Regions from separate parts of the Homo sapiens genome. Here region 2 is linked to region 1. The links are chromatin loops, found by intact Hi-C in ENCODE. Cell type or tissue: gastrocnemius medialis. All regions are shown on one strand. Links, peaks and the distances in the headings refer to the core of each region. The heading gives the core; the rest is flanking DNA.

Evidence for each region. Peaks named below come from ENCODE experiments on the same cell type or tissue, not always from the same donor. Only the 100,000 strongest peaks of a DNase experiment are listed, where the experiment ranks them.
Region 2: a loop joins it to region 1, with 6 times the contacts of the local background. A loop is called at or near these places in 14 of 110 quality-filtered maps.

The regions. Positions count from the first base shown.
Region 1 is chr4:119,041,317-119,049,661 of GRCh38, reverse strand. All of the region lies in intron 4 of SYNPO2 (synaptopodin 2), which reads right to left. Among named protein-coding and RNA genes, the nearest start is that of SYNPO2-AS1, 61 kb to the right of the region's middle. In gastrocnemius medialis, for the core only: a CTCF peak has its summit at 7,507 (motif pointing left); DNase peaks (open chromatin) are centred at 2,421, 3,191 and 7,541; H3K4me3 peaks cover 557 bases; H3K27ac peaks cover 7,906 bases.
Region 2 is chr4:119,096,357-119,104,701 of GRCh38, reverse strand. LOC102723967 (a long non-coding RNA gene) reads right to left here and starts at 4,570. Exons shown (of 3, transcript XR_001741422.1): 1 at 4,532-4,570; 2 at 4,209-4,362. RefSeq lists an enhancer at 1,074-1,368. In gastrocnemius medialis, for the core only: no CTCF peak of the experiment used is centred there; a DNase peak (open chromatin) is centred at 1,334; H3K27ac peaks cover 6,247 bases.

The DNA of each region.
Region 1 (8,345 bases), core at 172-8,171:
ACTGGCAGGGAACACTTGACATGCAAAAAGAAAGTGTAATCTGAGGTTTACTTAGCACAAAGAAGTGAATTTTAAAGCAATGTAAACTGTCCTAGAAGCCAAAGAAGATAAATCTGATGTATGTGTCGTGAGTCAAAGTTTAAACTATTTTATACCATAAACCTTGAAAGTGATACAATTCTCTTGGCTGAAACCCTGCTTACACATGCACTGTAGGGAAAGGGGCGTCAACTGATAAATATGATTTCAATTCCTTTGACTCTTTTCTCTCTTAAACACATGATCAGTAAATGATCATCACAAACATATACTTTATCATACACAGATTCTGGGAGGTCCAAGAAAAGTGAAGAGGAATAAAAAGTATTTCTTTTGCCTTTTTAATCATGGATTAGAATTTCTGAAAAGCAGAGGTCCTAGAAGGGATACACAAATAGAAGAAACCACAGATATTCTCCATTTTTCCATTTGCTCAAGTTGAAATTTTGGGAATCAGTGTTGACTGCTCTCCATCTCACACTCCACACCTGATCTGTCAGCACTGACTTCAAAATACATCCACTATCTGACCAAGTCTTCTCAACCTCCACTGGTAGCATCCTGGACTAAGCTATCACAAATTCTCACCTGGATTATTGCTACTGTCTCCTAATTGATTTCCCTAGTTTCATTCTTGCTTCCTTTAGTTTATTCTTAATATGCTAGCCAAAACTACCCAGTTAAAACTCAAGTCAGATTATGTTATTCAGTCTACTGTTTAAAAACTTCCCATGGCTTTTCATTTCAAAAAAGGAAAAACCAAAGTCCTTTCATTGACCTACAAGACCCCACAAAATCTGCCAACTAGCTCCTTGCATTATCTGACTTCATCTTCTTCATGTTCTCTTCCTCTCCCTTTCCTCCAGCCACACTGGCCTTGAACCTTGAACACACCAGGTACACTCATGCCTCAGGATTTTTGTACTTTCCAATCCTCTGGATTTTTGTACTTGCTCACCCCAGGTACCAGCATGACTCCTACCTTGTTTTCTTCAGGACTTACTCAAATATTACATGATCACTCAGCTTGGCAATTCCCTCCCTCTCTCAAAATTCCTTACCTTTCTCCCCTGCTTTAATCCTTCCCTTAGACTTACACTCATCTAACATAATAAATATTCTACTTAATCATTTGTTTATTTTTCTCTCTCCACTAGAAATTAAGGTCCATCTAAGGGTAAAGGTTTTTGTTTCCTTAAGGCTTCCCTAGAACAGTACTTGGCACCAGAATAGTAGGTGCTTAGTAAATATTTGTTGAATGAATGATAATTTCTACATCAGGCTGTCATAAACTGAAAATGTGGTTATCTTCACCAGAATTTTACGTCAGTTCACAAGATGTAGCCCCTCTCACACATCAGTTACATGTGACAAGGGACACAAACAGAACTATCCCCACCACCTTCAATATATGCAAACCAATATGCACCCCAAGTCATGTTCAACAAGACAGACAGGACTAGTCAATATTTATGAACAAACCAATTTTTCTAAACAGGTGGAAGATTTTTAAGGTTCAAATAAATGATTTGCATTCAGGTCAGTGGAAGTTTAAGAGTTTCAAACGGCTTTGATTTCACAATTGAGAAAAGTCTTAGAAAATTATGCATAAACCCTAAAGAGAACCTGAAATACATTTGCAAGATTAAATAAATCAGACCTAAGAAGAAAACGATAAAAGAGATTGGAATTAGTTAGGGTTGAAGAAGAGCAAGCTGAAAGTTGATTTACCGTTTATCATGAGACTGCAAGTACGTGTTAGGAAATGGCAGCCTCTACTAACTAATCTCCTAGAGTCCCTCCCAGCTCTAATGAGCCCTCAGTGAAAATTTTCTTGACAGTAGAAACAGTTCAACACTGGAAAAAATTTCTGCATAGAGATATAGAATCCCTTTACCTAAAGGTCTTTAAATATAAAACAAACGCTCCCTTGAGGTGGTTTAGATACAATCAAGCTTGAAGTTAGAGGATAAAAACACTTTGAAGGTCATTTTGTTCTAGTCTCAATAAAATAGTCTTTTCCTCATTCCCTAACACTTGCCTTCTTAAAGAGGATTTTAAGTTTACCTCCACTAACTGGAGTTTTTGGAAATTCTGTTTTAGGACTCTCTTATCTAGAAAATGGAAGAGAGTTTCTATTTCTTTCAGCAGAAGTACACAGTATCATTCTGTCTGCCAAGAAGGGCACATAATCAGGACTAATAAACCATATTTTTGAATAGAAAAGTGGCCAAGTAATCACATGTTGTTTAAATAGTTTCATGGGCTGGGCACAGTGGCTTACGCCTGTAATCCCAGCACTTTGGGAAGTCGAGTGGGTGGATCATCTGAGGTAAGGAGTTCATGATCAGCCTGGCCAACATGGTGAAACCCTGTCTCTGCTAAAAATACAAAATTAGTCGGGCATGGTGGCTCATGCCTGTAATCTCAGCTGCTTGGGAAGCTAAAGCAAGAGAATCGCTGGAACCCGGGAGGCAGAGGTTGCAGTGAGCTGAGATTGTGCCATTGCACTCTAGCCTGGGCAACAAGAGTGAAACTTCATCTAAAAAAAAAATAAATAAACAAAATAAATAGTTTCATGAATGCAATGGACATACTCTGACATCAAAATAAGAGATAGGGTCTTGTATGTAGCATATCATCTTGGTTCTGTTACTCACCAGTCATCTTAGATTAACTTTTAGATTAAATTTTCTCTTCCAAAACAACAGACTTTTAAACAAAAAGTTTTACTTTCTGCTTCTAGGAAATCTGTTTGTGAGAAAGCGTAAGGCTTGTAAATGACAATGGAGGCCAGCATCTTATATTGGAAGGAATGGAAACTTGGATGTCACATTGACCTGAAAGTTCTGCCTTTGTCTTTTGTTATCCACGCAATTCAACTTCTCCCAGTCTTATTTTCCTTAATTGTAAGATGGGAGTATTGCTGGCTACAGTTTCAAGATTATGGGCAGAGTAAAGATTGTGTTTATAAATGGAATGCCATGTAGCTCAACAAATGGTGATTATTTTTGTTATTGTGGGAAGAGACTGTGTGGCCCTAAAGGTGTCAGAGACCTGGCAGGACCTTTTGTTCAAGAGGCAACTGCATAGGCAGGCTGCTGACCCAGGACAAAAATAGGAGGGAGACTTGCCTTTGAAGTGGCATTAGCAGTGCACGCCTCCGAGGCTGCTGTGCCAACCCCGGCTGCCCTCCTGTCATCAGAATGCAGGCAGCTGGGTTGGCCAGAAACATTGCCACTGACCTCATCTTCCTGCTAGGTCTAAGTGGGCCAAAATATACACTTCTTGATTTTTTTTAAACCTTCTGTTATAAAAGAATAAAAGTAATGATACACAGTTTAAGGTCGAGAAGACCAACATGAAGGAGGAATGTGTGCATATACTTTTGTTGTCTCTTTCATCTTTGAAGCAATGATAATAATAACTAAAATGTACAAAACTTTTACTATGTACTAGCTACAGTTCTAAACACTGTATTTGTTACCTCAATTAATCCTCTCAACAACCTTATGGCCTCCATTTTGCAAATAAGGAAAGTGAGGCATGTAAATTAGGTAATTTACCCTAATATTACCCTAAATTGGTAATTTTCCCTATACAAGCACATACTGGCTTGTATAGGGAAGTTGGAGAAGTAAAGCTATAGGTAATAAAATTTTATTTAAATAATGTATGTTAAGGCATTAACTCTGTTAACAGAAAAAACTACTATACCAGCAATTTTTACCCTCTTACCTTTCTTTATTCTCAAAAAAGAAGTATGTCACTCTACAAGTTAGAGCCTGTGACAATACTTGTATTAATATAGACTGTGTTCTATTTAAGTAGTTGGGATTGCTGTTTTAATTTTTTATAATTCTTGAGGAACAGCCTTATTTAAGTTTATTTTCATAAAAGTCTAGTTTAATTGGTTCAAACATAAAAAATAAATGTTAAACACATTTCAAAATATTTTCTGAAGTTCTCTCTTTCCTCAAAAGATTTAAATAGTAAACGTCATTCATTTAGATTCCCACGGTAGAAAAAGTGAATAGTATATATAAAAAGTTCAGACTTCGTCAGTTTCTATGGAGAAACAAGTAATTTTCATAATAAACAAAGAATGTTGATCTTGTTTAAAATAAACAATCTTTTGACCTTGTGGGAGTTTTTTGGGTTTTTGTTTTTTTGAGACAGGGTCTTGCTCTATCACCCCGGCTAGAGAGCAGTGGTGTTATCATAGCTCATTGCAGCCTTAACCTCCCGGGCTCAAGACATCCTCTCACCTCAGGCTCTCAAGTTGCTTCCAGTGAGCCACTGCATCCAGCATGTGGGAAGTTTTTGTAGAGAAAAATGTTGGTACCTGGCACATGGTAAGCACTTAATTTATTATGAGAGTAATGATTATCAGTACAGAAAACTAACATGTTTTGTATTGTATTCAGTTATAATTATGTGACTGCTATTTGAAGTGGAGCTAATAGCCCTTAAGCAAAATTATTTCCCAATTAAAATGCCTTTTGCTTTTTTAGAGAAAAATCTTATCAGTTATGATGTTAACAACAAGGATTCTTAAGAAATGTGTGCATACCATGTAACAAACTTGATTTGGCCTCTGCACAATAACATTCCCAAAACTTCCCACTGATGTGTTTAGAAGCATCCTCTGTCACGACTTCTAATTACATTAAAAATCTCTGACAATTCAAAGCGAGTTAATGGCAATGACGAAGACACAGCAACTATACAGTGTGTGACAACATAATTTCACAAAGATGTGGAGAATACAGGATGAGGAAAATGACTGAGTTGGCCTTTGTAACTGCTTTTCTGTCCACTATGTTTCTAAGCTTATTAAATGGAACCTTTGATTAATATCCTGGGCCCTGGGGAAATTGTTTAACCTACTGTTCTTTGAGAAATGTAAGATTTACTCCCTATCATATTTATGTTTTCCTGGTCAAAAACATGACCCCAGAGTGAGGTTTAAAATTAGGAATCTTAATCACTTGAACTTGGGAGGTGGAGGTTGCAGTGAGCTGAGATCACGCCACTGCACTCCAGCCTGGGCGACAGAGTGAGACTCCATCTCAAAAATAAAATAAATAAAAATAAAATTAGGAATCATAAATCCAGCTCTTCATCAGGAAAGGCATCAACAGCTTGTTTTCTTAAGCACAGAATAGAAAAAAATTATGCTCAATTCCTTTATCACATCTCTGGTCCAAGTGATAAGTTTTATTTAATGATATCTTTCCTGTTTGAGGGAATTTACACAATAATTTCATGTATGTCATTTCATTTTAGAGACATGGAGATGCCATAAACTATGTGGGATTTTCAAATGTGTGATTGTTTTGCTGGAGGAGAAACATGGGTTAAAGAGAAGTATACAATGATGGTCACGATCATGTGCTTTTCAAATACAAATGGGAAACTTAGGAAACATCTTTTATCAGAAGTATCCCAGTTACATTTCTTCAGAATAAGCAGCATTTACTTCCATTGAAAACACTAATTCCAGATATAGTTGTAGTCTGTCATTAATCACTGAAAGGATGTCTCGGGAGTTATTGGAATGTGTGTCTACTTATCAGACATACGAAATTAGAGATCAAATACTTAATTTTGCCCATGGCTATAGCTGCTATTACAGCTGGTTTTTATTTGCATAGCTTTTTTTTTTTTTTTTTTTTTTTTTTTGAGACGGAGTCTGTCTCTGTCACCCAGGCTGGACTGCAGCAGTACGATATGGGCTCACTGCAACCTCTGCTCCCCAGGTTCAAGTAATTCTCCTGCCTCACCCTGCCGGGTACCTGGGATTACAGGCATGTGCCACCACGCCCAGCTAATTTTTGTGTTTTTAATAGAGGTGGGGTTTCACCATGTCGACCAGGCTGGTCTTAAACTCCTGACCTCAAGTGATCCACCCACCTCAGCTTCCCAAAGTGCTGGGATTACAGGCGTGAGCCACTGCGCCTGGCCGGCATAGCTTTCTTAATGCATTCATGAAGCTGCAATGTATAATTGTCTTGAGATAACATTGTATGTTAATACTACAGCAAATTTTGCCATGTAGACCACACATTTATTAAAAGGATCTCATTCTTTAGTATTCTCCTGACTTCTCCCCATCCCAAAGTTTGCCTTCATTTTGATTTGATGTTAGGTATTTATTGACTATTACAATTGTTAAACAATTTTTTCACTTTTAGTATTAATTCATGCAAATGCATTGATGAATTTACAAAAATATTATGAATTAGCTAAAATACTACATCAGCCCTCTTAACTGCTATGGATATGTAATCTTAGCCTAAGATAAAAAGTAACTTCTGGGGAGACTAAAATGGATAGGCCCTCATCAATACACATTTGAGAGAAAGAGAGGAAAAGAGAGATCCTTTAGTAGTATGTGTGTCTAAATTCTTAAGCAATTATCCAAAACAAAAACAAAAAACAAAACAAAAAAAAACATGGCAGTAAGCCGAGATGGTGCCACTGCACTCTAGCCTGGGCGACAGAGCGAGACTCTGTCTAAAAACAAAACAAAACAAAACAAAAACAAAAGAAAAAAAACAACCAACCAAACAAACAAAATACAATGAACAGATCAGTCATTCATTGACCACATGGCATCAAACCTGTGCAGTGACCTAGGCTCCAGCATTAACCCATCATTTATAATATCCAGCTCTCCCATTAGTCTTTTCTCCTCCCACTGGTAAATGTACAAACATATATTTCACATCACAGAACTTCCAACACGTCACCATCTTTTCTGTTTTAGAAATAAACTTTAGTGCCTCAAAGTTTTGAAAACAATGTGCTTGTTAGGATCAAAGCCGTCACCAAGTGGGTCTGCCTGTTTCTTTGTTCCGTACACTCTTGTAACATATAAGCAGCCTCTGACTGATTTTGCATTTTGTTGACATACTACTCTATTTGCCAAGATTAATGTTAAAGTTAAACAAAAATATTGGGCTCTTTCCCTATGATGCATAAAGTGCATGAACTTCCTTTTTCTTTTGAAAATTTTATAATCGTATTTATTTTCATTTTAAAAAGCTAATAAGCATTCAAAGTGCTTCAAAATTTTCCATTAGCCTAGATCCCAAAATAAGAATGTTTAGATTACTGCCAGATAGATTTAAGCTAGTTATTAGTAAGAATATTTTGGATTTGGAGATAACAGAGTCTAGGGCCCAACAGCCAAGGGAAGTCATACAATCTTTTTCCCCAGAGATAAGAAAAAATAGCCAAGGAAATTCAATCTCTTTTCTAGATAATAAAATTGTATCATTCTATTCTATCCCTAGAAATATTTATACTCATTCTTGATTAGAAGCAGGGGGTCAGATAAAAATCACGTCTCAAGGCCCCCTTTAGTCTTTTGTCTTTTTTAAAAAAAGAATATTCAAAGCAAATTGTAATGCAACGAGCTTTAGAATGGCTGCCTGTGAAGCACTGAGAGGGAAGGAGAGTTTGCTGCCATCTCCTGGACGTTTGAAATAAAATCGGCAAGATGAGTGCTTCAGCGCCTGCCTGTTCCTTTTAGACGGGGCACTAAGACTGTGGAAGCAGGTGCAGTTTACAAGTCTGGCTGTCCCTGACTGGATAAACAGGAAAACTATTTATGGGTTTTAAAGAATAAAGTTGATTTAAGTGGTTTGCATGTTAGAAAAGTGTTATTCAAAGTGTAGTTCACAGCCCATTAGCATCAGAATCACCTGGGTTGTATGTTACAAAAACAAATTCCTAGGTCCCACCCAAACCTAGTAAATCAGAATCTCTAAGGTGGGGCTATCTCTAAGGTGGGGAAATCTTAATTTTACACTAGGAACAAAAAGTGGAAAGCTATATGTTACACTACGAAGGGAATAGTTTGCTCATACTAAAGTGCTGTATATAAAGGAAATCATATTAGTTCATTCAATGTAAAATTAAAATTAAAAGTTCTAAGTAATATATTTAGTGTTGCTGTTTATTTCAGTAATACCACCCACAATGAGTTGTGACATTTCAGTGAGTATTTCATAATGCAGAATTCAAAATCTAGCCCATATTGGACTTACGTGAAGAATTATGATCTGCACCATTTGTTAAACAGTAATAAGTAATCCAACCACAACCAACAGACTCTGAGTGTGAATTAAAAAAAAAACTCCAAACCAAAGATCTAATTGTGGAAGGATTGCAATGAAACCTTAAATTAGTACATTATATTAGTTCAACCAATTCCTTAGAGATTCTTAGCTCTAGAAAATGGTTTTGTGAACATTTCTTTATCAGTGTTAGATATGCTAGGTGAAAAAAGAACAAAG
Region 2 (8,345 bases), core at 142-8,141, 55 kb before region 1:
GGGAAGGATTATTCCCTCTGTTTTTTTATTACTATTTTTCCTATGGTCTTTCTACTTTGCTAAACAGTTAGATTTCAAGATACTACTTAACAAAGCAATGATCTACATGTTGATGTCTGACATGCAAATAATCCCCAAGAATAACTGGAAGTTTTAAGTAATATTTGAAATATTAAATTACTTAAATATCTGAAATAACACAGAGATAAGAAATAGAATTTGTTGTAGAAGTCACATTGGTCACCAAAGAGAAGCAAAACATTGTGTGTAATGTCTGCTCTAAACCTGGTGGATGATTTTGAAGAATTTGAGAAATTACTTCTTTCTAAAGAAGAACTTAATAAAGGCTCTGAATAGCTGAAAACTAAATGAATAAAATTAAACTACTGTATTACACAGGTCAACTTTTTCCTCACTTATAAAACCCAATTATTAATTATGCATCAGACTGCATTAATTGCTACATATATACCTTATGCATAACTTTTATATGTATATTTTTTCTTGCTTAATGTTCACAGCAATATGCATGGATCAGGCATTACTATCCACATTTTGCAAATGAAAAGTCTAAAACTTAGAGCAATTAAGAAGCTTTCCCTCAACCTAGAGCTAGTAAACAGACCCAAGATTTGAAGCTAGGTGTGTTGGCTAAATCTACATACCTAACCCCCATATTATAGTTTTTCCTTTGTGGGTTTTTTTGAAAAAAAAAAATTTAATCTGCATTTTATATTGTACAAAAGTGAACTGGCTAAAGCCTTCATTCTTTCTAATTACTATTTGCTTCTGAACTAAAGCTATAAACTTTTATTATATTTGGTGAGCATTTTTGAATTAAACTAGAAGATTAGGATACAAGTTCATGGACACACAGTATAAAACACTTTTTAAAAGACACTGGCACACTCGTTCTCACCTAGACAACAGATCATAGTTTGAAAATCTGTTTTTGTGAAAAAAGCTGAACCCTAGCTCTTGAATTAGCTATCCCAGTACCCATGTTGAAATAGCTCAAAAACATTCCTAGGAAAAATACTCCTAACTTAGTGGGAGTGGTTTTATAATAAAGGGTGAATTACTTTTGCTTTATGGATCATTCCTTTTTTTTTTTTTCCTTAGTCATCTGTTACTCTTAGCTGCTGGTAATGGAGAGGAAATGGTCTTACATCATTTTTCAAGCATGTTTAGTATTAGGTCATTGTTAGTGGATGGAAGGAAGTTGAATGCTTGGAATTTAAGTGACTTACTCAAGATTACAACAGTGAGTCATTTACTCAGCCAAAAAGAGAGCAAGGAACTTCCTGGATACAAGTGTGGTGTGCGCTGGCAGCTCCATCTGCCCCTTCTTTATTGATGCCTTTTCAAAACTATGGGCTTTTTGTGAAGGCCAGATGGGTTTGCCCTTGAGTGTGACCACCACTCTGCTCCGAGATACATCAACTTGAATGAGGATTTGTTTTGATGGTTGGCATATAAGCCTCAGAGTTTTATTTTGAGATGTTAAATCTAAAAGCGAAGATTACATGTTGATTGCTAATTTCTTTGAACAAATTTTGCCCTAAGAGTTTATTGTAAAAATTAACTGGGCATGGTGGTGGGCGCCTGTAATCCCAGCTACTCAGGAGGCTGAGGCAGGAGAATCGCTTGAACCTGGGAGGCGGAGGTTGCAGTGAGCCGAGATTGCGCCACTGCACTCCAGCCTGGGTGGCAGAGCCAGACTCCATCTCAAAAAACAAACAAAGTTTATTGTTCCTGAAGGACGAAGTCTTTGAACTTCAGGTAGTCATGAGTTGAGGTGTGGGTATAAGGAATGGGGACAATGTGCCCCACTGCCCTCTTGTTTTGAAACATAGCTTACAACCATTACCCATTCACTTGGTATAATGTAGTATTTCAGGATAGGCACGGTTAGTTCTGACTCACACAGGTATCACTGTTGTCTGGACATGAATGATTTCTAGAGTTCATTTCTCATGAAACATGTTTTTATTTGCAGGGCTTTAGAGCTTTGAAATTAATTCTACATTATACATTGATGATTCTTTTGTCAACTTTGTTTTTCTCTGTCTATTCCTAATTCTATCTACCATATAATTTCTGTATAGTAGTTGTTTCCATCACAATTTTTTTCTGTGAGCTGTGATTACATAAAATTAGCCTTGTTGACTTATACTTTGATATCTTTCTTGAGACAAGCCAGCGATGACCCCAGTTGGACTGGAACAACAGACCACTTTGTTGGTGTCTTTTAATACAGCCAATACTAATAGGAAGCTTTATCTTTCTTAAGTATCTTCTTTCGCTTCCCCTTCACAGAACCTTACAGGGGCCCCATGGATCAGCAATATTGCTTATTAAATATAATTTCAACTTTTAATAAGATTTTCTAAATTCTTCTGATCACTTCCTACTTTCCTTACATAATGACAGTCATTGCACATCAGAATACAGGCCCTCAGTCCAGCAATGTGATTTTCGTTCTTATGCTCAGGTCATATGATATTCGTCAAAGTGGTTGCTCCCTCTACTAGTCACTCTTGGAATGTACTCCCACCCCCACTCCAATGACATCTCTCACCTCCTCTAAAAATCATTTTCTGCTGTGGTGTTCTTATCTGCCCATGATAGTTATTATATTTATTGTCTTCAGAGAGTAGAAAACAGAAAAAGACCAAGAGGGTAACTGTAGTCAGTTTAATTCTGTCTCATCATCACTTCCCGTCAGCAATCCACATTCCCCCAACCATACATGACAACTTACTTGCATCTGTAACTTTATGTTTTGCCCTCTTTCCTATTACAAGAGGTGAATTGTCCATTTTTTTTTCTTTTTTTTGAGACAGGGTCTCACTCTGTCACCCAGGCAGGAATGAAATGGCACAATTACGGCTCACTGCAGCCACTATCTCCTGGGCTCAAGTGATCCTCCCACCTCAGCCTCCTAAGTAGCTGGGACTACAGGCATGTGCCACCATGCCTGGCTAATTTTTGTATTTTTTGTAGAGACAGAGTCTCCCTATGTTGCCCAGGCTGGTCTCAAACTCCTGGGTTCAAGAAGTCTGGCCACCTAGGCCTTCCAAAGCGCCAGGATTATAGGTGTGAGCCACTGCTCTAGGTCCATGGACTTTCTTCCTGCAGTTATCCTCTCTTTTTCTCCATTGCTGTTGTTTTTTCCTTCCTTTCTTCCTTCCTTCCTTCTTTTTTTTCTTTCTTTTCTTTTCTTTCTTTCTCTTTCTTTCTTTCTTTCTTTCTTTCTTTCTTTCTTTCTTTCCTCTCTCTCTCTTTCTTTCTTTCTTTTCTTTCTTTCTTCCTGATGGAGTCTCGCTGTGTAGCCCTGGCTGCAACCTCCGCCTACTGGGTAAGTGATTCTCCTGTCTCAAACCCCCGAGTAGCTGAGACTACAGGCGCCCACCACCATGCCGGGCTAATTTGTGTATTTTTAGTAGTAGAGACAGGGATTTCACCATGTTAGCCAGGCTGGTCTTGAACTCCTGACCTCAGGTGATCCGCCTGCCTCGTCCTCCCAAAGTGTTAGGATTACAGGCATGAACCACTGCACCCAGCCCTGTTTTCTACTGGAGTTTTTCCATCATCATAGAAACATGCTATGCTTTTTTTCTCACATCAAACAAAAGCAAAATACCTTGCAAATAGAGACAAGCACAATAAAACACCTTCTGTGGTCCTTTTCTTTGCTCCCTTTTAACATAAAAATTTGTCTACACTTGCTTTCTTCAGTTTCTCTGTACTGCTCCATGGAAACTGTTTATTGTCATGGTCACTAAGTTGCTTAAGCAAGAATCTTTGAAGTCATCCTGGACTTCCTTCTTTCCTTTGCACTCCACAAACTATGGCTTACAGGACAAATTGGCCTGTCATGTGTTTCAGTAAATAAAGTTTTATTGGAACACAGTCATGGCCACATGTTTGTCTTTCTGTGACAACTTTTGCATTACAATGGCAGAGTTCAGACGTCCTAATGGGGACTGCATGGCCCTCAAAGCCTAAAATACTTACTATTTGGCTTGTTATAGAAAAAGTTGGCCAGCCCCTACACTAAAATATAAATCTTACAAAGGAAAGTGCTTTGTTTTGTTCCCTGCTATATCTCCAGTGCCTAGAAGAATACCTGGCACTTAGCAAAGCTTAACAAATACTTGCGGCAGAAAGGAAAAAAGAAAGAATGAATAAGTAGTCTACGTCACCATCTTGTTCTTTACTCTCTCTTATTCAATCTTTGTCGGTTCTCATTGTCCTTTCTCCATTTTCCATAAACTCTCTCCTCGGATTTGTTTCTTCCATTAAGCTTTTTCTTCATGCTCATCAAATTTCCAACAGGAGGAAAAGTCCTAAAAATTGCTAAACAAATTTTGGAAATACGAAGCTTAAGTTAGAGAAATTTTTCCTTTGGCAATAGTATTAAAAATGTGTTCATCAATGGGAACACATGGACATAGGGAGGGGAACATCACACACAGGGGCCTGTCGGGGGAGGGGGCTAGGGGAGGGATAGCATTAGGAGAAATACCTAATGTAGATGATGGGTTGATGGGTGCAGCAAACCACCATGGCGCGTGTATACCTGTGTAACAGACCTGCACGTTCTGCACATGTATCCCAGAACTTAAAGCATGATTTTTAAAGAAGTGTTCATTTTTTCTTTGCTAGTGTCTGCATTGTTGAGTTCATTTTGGAGAGAAGACTGTCAAGAGAGAAATGATATTTCTTTTAATAGGTACTCTTGGCAATTTTTGCTAATAATTTTAACATTTCTTTTACCACATGAAGTTTGATTTCTATAGAGTAATCCCCTTTTATGTTGTGTTGATGGGCATTTTTTATTATTGATATATAATATGTTTACCCTGTCTTCAGTTTTTGCTCATGAGACTTTATCCAAAAACTAAACTCAACTGGCACATGCAGTTCTTTTGATTTCACAACTTACCCATGCCGGAGATACTTCCCATACTAACTTTGATCTCTTGCAGATGTGAAACAAAACCCTATACTAGATAAGTGAACTTTCAGTGTCCTTACTTAAAACAAAAGAAAATAAATAAAAATCTCATCTGGATCTGATTATTCCCAGGTGACTAAAAATTCTGTGAACCTGTGGAGACTGGAATGTACTGGCAAGAGAGAGCCTGGGTTATCTATTGGAATCTTGGATTCTGTTTTTAAAATAGGAGGTTAAAGCTCTAATGTGTCCAAAAATAATCTCAAGTGTGGGTTATTACTGCTCCCTTTGAGGGAAATTCAAAATTGCATAATATCAGATAAAAATAAAAACATGTGGCTCTGAATAAACAGTTATTCCTGTGCTATTAGTGGATGCATCAACACTGACCTGTCAGAGATGTCCTGATAAGGTCATTTTTGTGAGTGGTTTTAATACCAAGAGAACTTCATGGTTCCTAGGTCAGTGTGATTTGCTGCTGCCTTATCATGAGTAATGAAGAGGATATTTGATGCTTCTCTCTGTCTCTAGTTCTGACTTCATTTATTTCACTGAATTCTGAGGTTTACTCCTAGCAGGTTTCCAGTTCACTTTCAACCTTCAGCCTCACTGAGAGAGTGCTATATAGCTCCTTAGTGATAATGTACTTGGGTCTTATAATTAGTGATGATGGCAGAGAAGACATTCCTGATGAGGATATTTATTTCTAAATGTCTAAACAAATTTCTTAGTTTATTTCAAAATGCAATATATGTAAATAATAAAAGTTTTATCTTTACTAATTATGGCAGCCCTAAGTGCCATCGATGTATCTTAGTTTTCTAATTACCGAGCTGGCAAAGACAACTAAGATAGTGGAGAGTTAAAAGATTAATCCTACACTGCATAATGGAAAGGATTAATTTTCACAGTTGCTTTTGTTTCATTTTTGAGTTCCAATAAATTCTTTATTCTTATTTCACATAAATTTCTGTATACTACAAAAGATAAACTAAATTTACTAAATCTACTAACTTTATTAAATATATTCATTATTTTTTGGTGAAATGGAACCTGCATTTTACATGAGAGCATGCTATCTTTGAAAGAAATCAGTTCCTTGGAATCAGGAGATCCAGTCCTGAAAAATGGTTCTATTTTGCGATGTTAAACAAGTCATGTAACTTCTCTGAGACTTGGTTTCCTCATCACTAAGAGGACAGGGTTGAATTGGGGAATCTCTTTTCCCTTCCAGCATTAATTGTCTCAGACTCTATTTTAGGCCTCTGGAGTGTGTGTATGGAAACAAATTCACATGCTGAAATCCAGGTATAAATTTCTACTTCTCTTTTGTATTGCTTTCTTTCAACATTTCCTTCAAAAGAAGGATAAAATTACATCTATTTAGCTTGTTCATCTTTTGTTATCCCAAAGGCACACCCAACCATGGGGTCAGTGAGAAAATGTTCAAACATTTGTAAATAATCAATTTTCCTAATGTGAAGGCCAACTCAGCAGAGTCCTAATCAGGGAAAGGCAAAGAAAACAGTCCAGCCTTTAAGAGATCCAAATTTGGATTCTTTGTTAACTTTATCTTCTTTATTTCTCTTTCTTCTACAGCAGTGTTTACAACGTTATGATGTACAGCAATGTTACAGAAAAAAAGTGGAGAAAGATAATGCAACTACCTCATTGACATATACATCTCAGCATAATGATTTAAATACTGTGACTTTGTAGTAGGCTGATCACCAAGCAAGGTGATCCGGCAACTTGACCCAATATCAGACTGCACAAACTACAAAGGGTAACCTGGTGTATTGGGTGCTCAAACTAAGCCTATTGCTAAAACAACTTAAAATGCAAATTGAAAAAAAATGAATTGTGTCCATGAGCTAGAACATGCAGGCTATAAATTAAATGAAGGTGGGGACCTAGAGAGGTAAGCCAAATATCAGAATACATCTTCTGAGAGTATTTCCTGCCGCAGAATGAACTTGAACTTTAGTTTGTATATCTTTGCAGTTTTATGGGGATGGAAAACAAAGTCTAGGGCTTGCCTAGTATGGGAAGCTTAATAAGATACACACCCTCTATAAAGTAAAGACACTAGAGAACTATATCCTTAGTGATATACAAGGTGAACTACCAATAAACATGCATGTCCTGTGCACATTGCCCCTCTCTAGGTATTTCAAGGAAAACTGCCTGTATTAAACCTTAGTAATAAGCAGAGTTGAGAAAAAAATCCCCTGAGAATGTCTAACCATAAACTAACTTTCATATGTATTTGAAGACAGAATTACCATTACCTGTGGTGGCTTGAAAAATCTTAAGCCAAGAGTTAGTTTCAAGTGATCTTAGGCTGATAATGTAAAGACACGTGACAGAAACAAATGAAAATCCCTTCTATTGGAACCCATCTTTTCCCCAGGTCTTAAAGAGTTTTCATTAACAGAGCCCTCCCAAAATGAGCAGCTCATTGCATATATATATATATATATATATATATATAGATAGATAGATAGATAGATAGATAGATAGATACATACACACACACACACACACACATACATACACACACACATGCACACACACACAATACATGTATGGATTGAATAGTGGATTAGACACAGCTCACAAAAGAATATAGTAGCTCTGAAGATACTATCCAAAATGAAGTTCAATGAATAAAAGAAAAGAAAAGGAAAGAATAAAGGAGAGGTTAAGAGACTTGGAGACTAGTATGAAGAGTCACTAACATAAATCTAATCAGTGTTGCAGAAGACAGAGACAATAGACAGCAGCAGTTTCTAAAAAGATAATGGCTGATCTAATAAAAGACACCAACCTACAAAATCAGGATGCTTGCAGAAGCCCAAACAGGATGAATAAATCTATAGAACAAATCTATACCTAACTATATCATTGTGAAACTGTAGAATACCAAGATAAAAAGAAAATATGAGAAGCAGCTCGTGTACTGAATAATCAGGTGGTAAGCATTTTGAGGCTGTAATAATGGGAGTTATGAGAAAGGGGTAAGAGAAAAAAGAGATTTAATAGGTTTCATATTTACCAACATCCTACTATGTACCAGGAGGCCTTGATATGTACCAGTTAATTCTTTGACAATCCTATGATATGGATGTAAGTATTATAGGTAAGAAACTGAAACTAAAAGACTAATTTTTCACGATCATAAAGCTAGCAGTGGTGAAATTGGGTTTCACATCCGTGTCTATTTGCCACCAGAGCTTGTGCTTTTGTTTTGTTTTGTTTGTTCGTTTTATGTAGAAGGAATAAGAATAATAAGCAAGCAAATGAAATAAAGAAAGAAATTCATTGCAGCATCTTTTTTTTTTTTTTTTTTTTTTTTTGAGACGGAGTCTCGCTCTGTCGC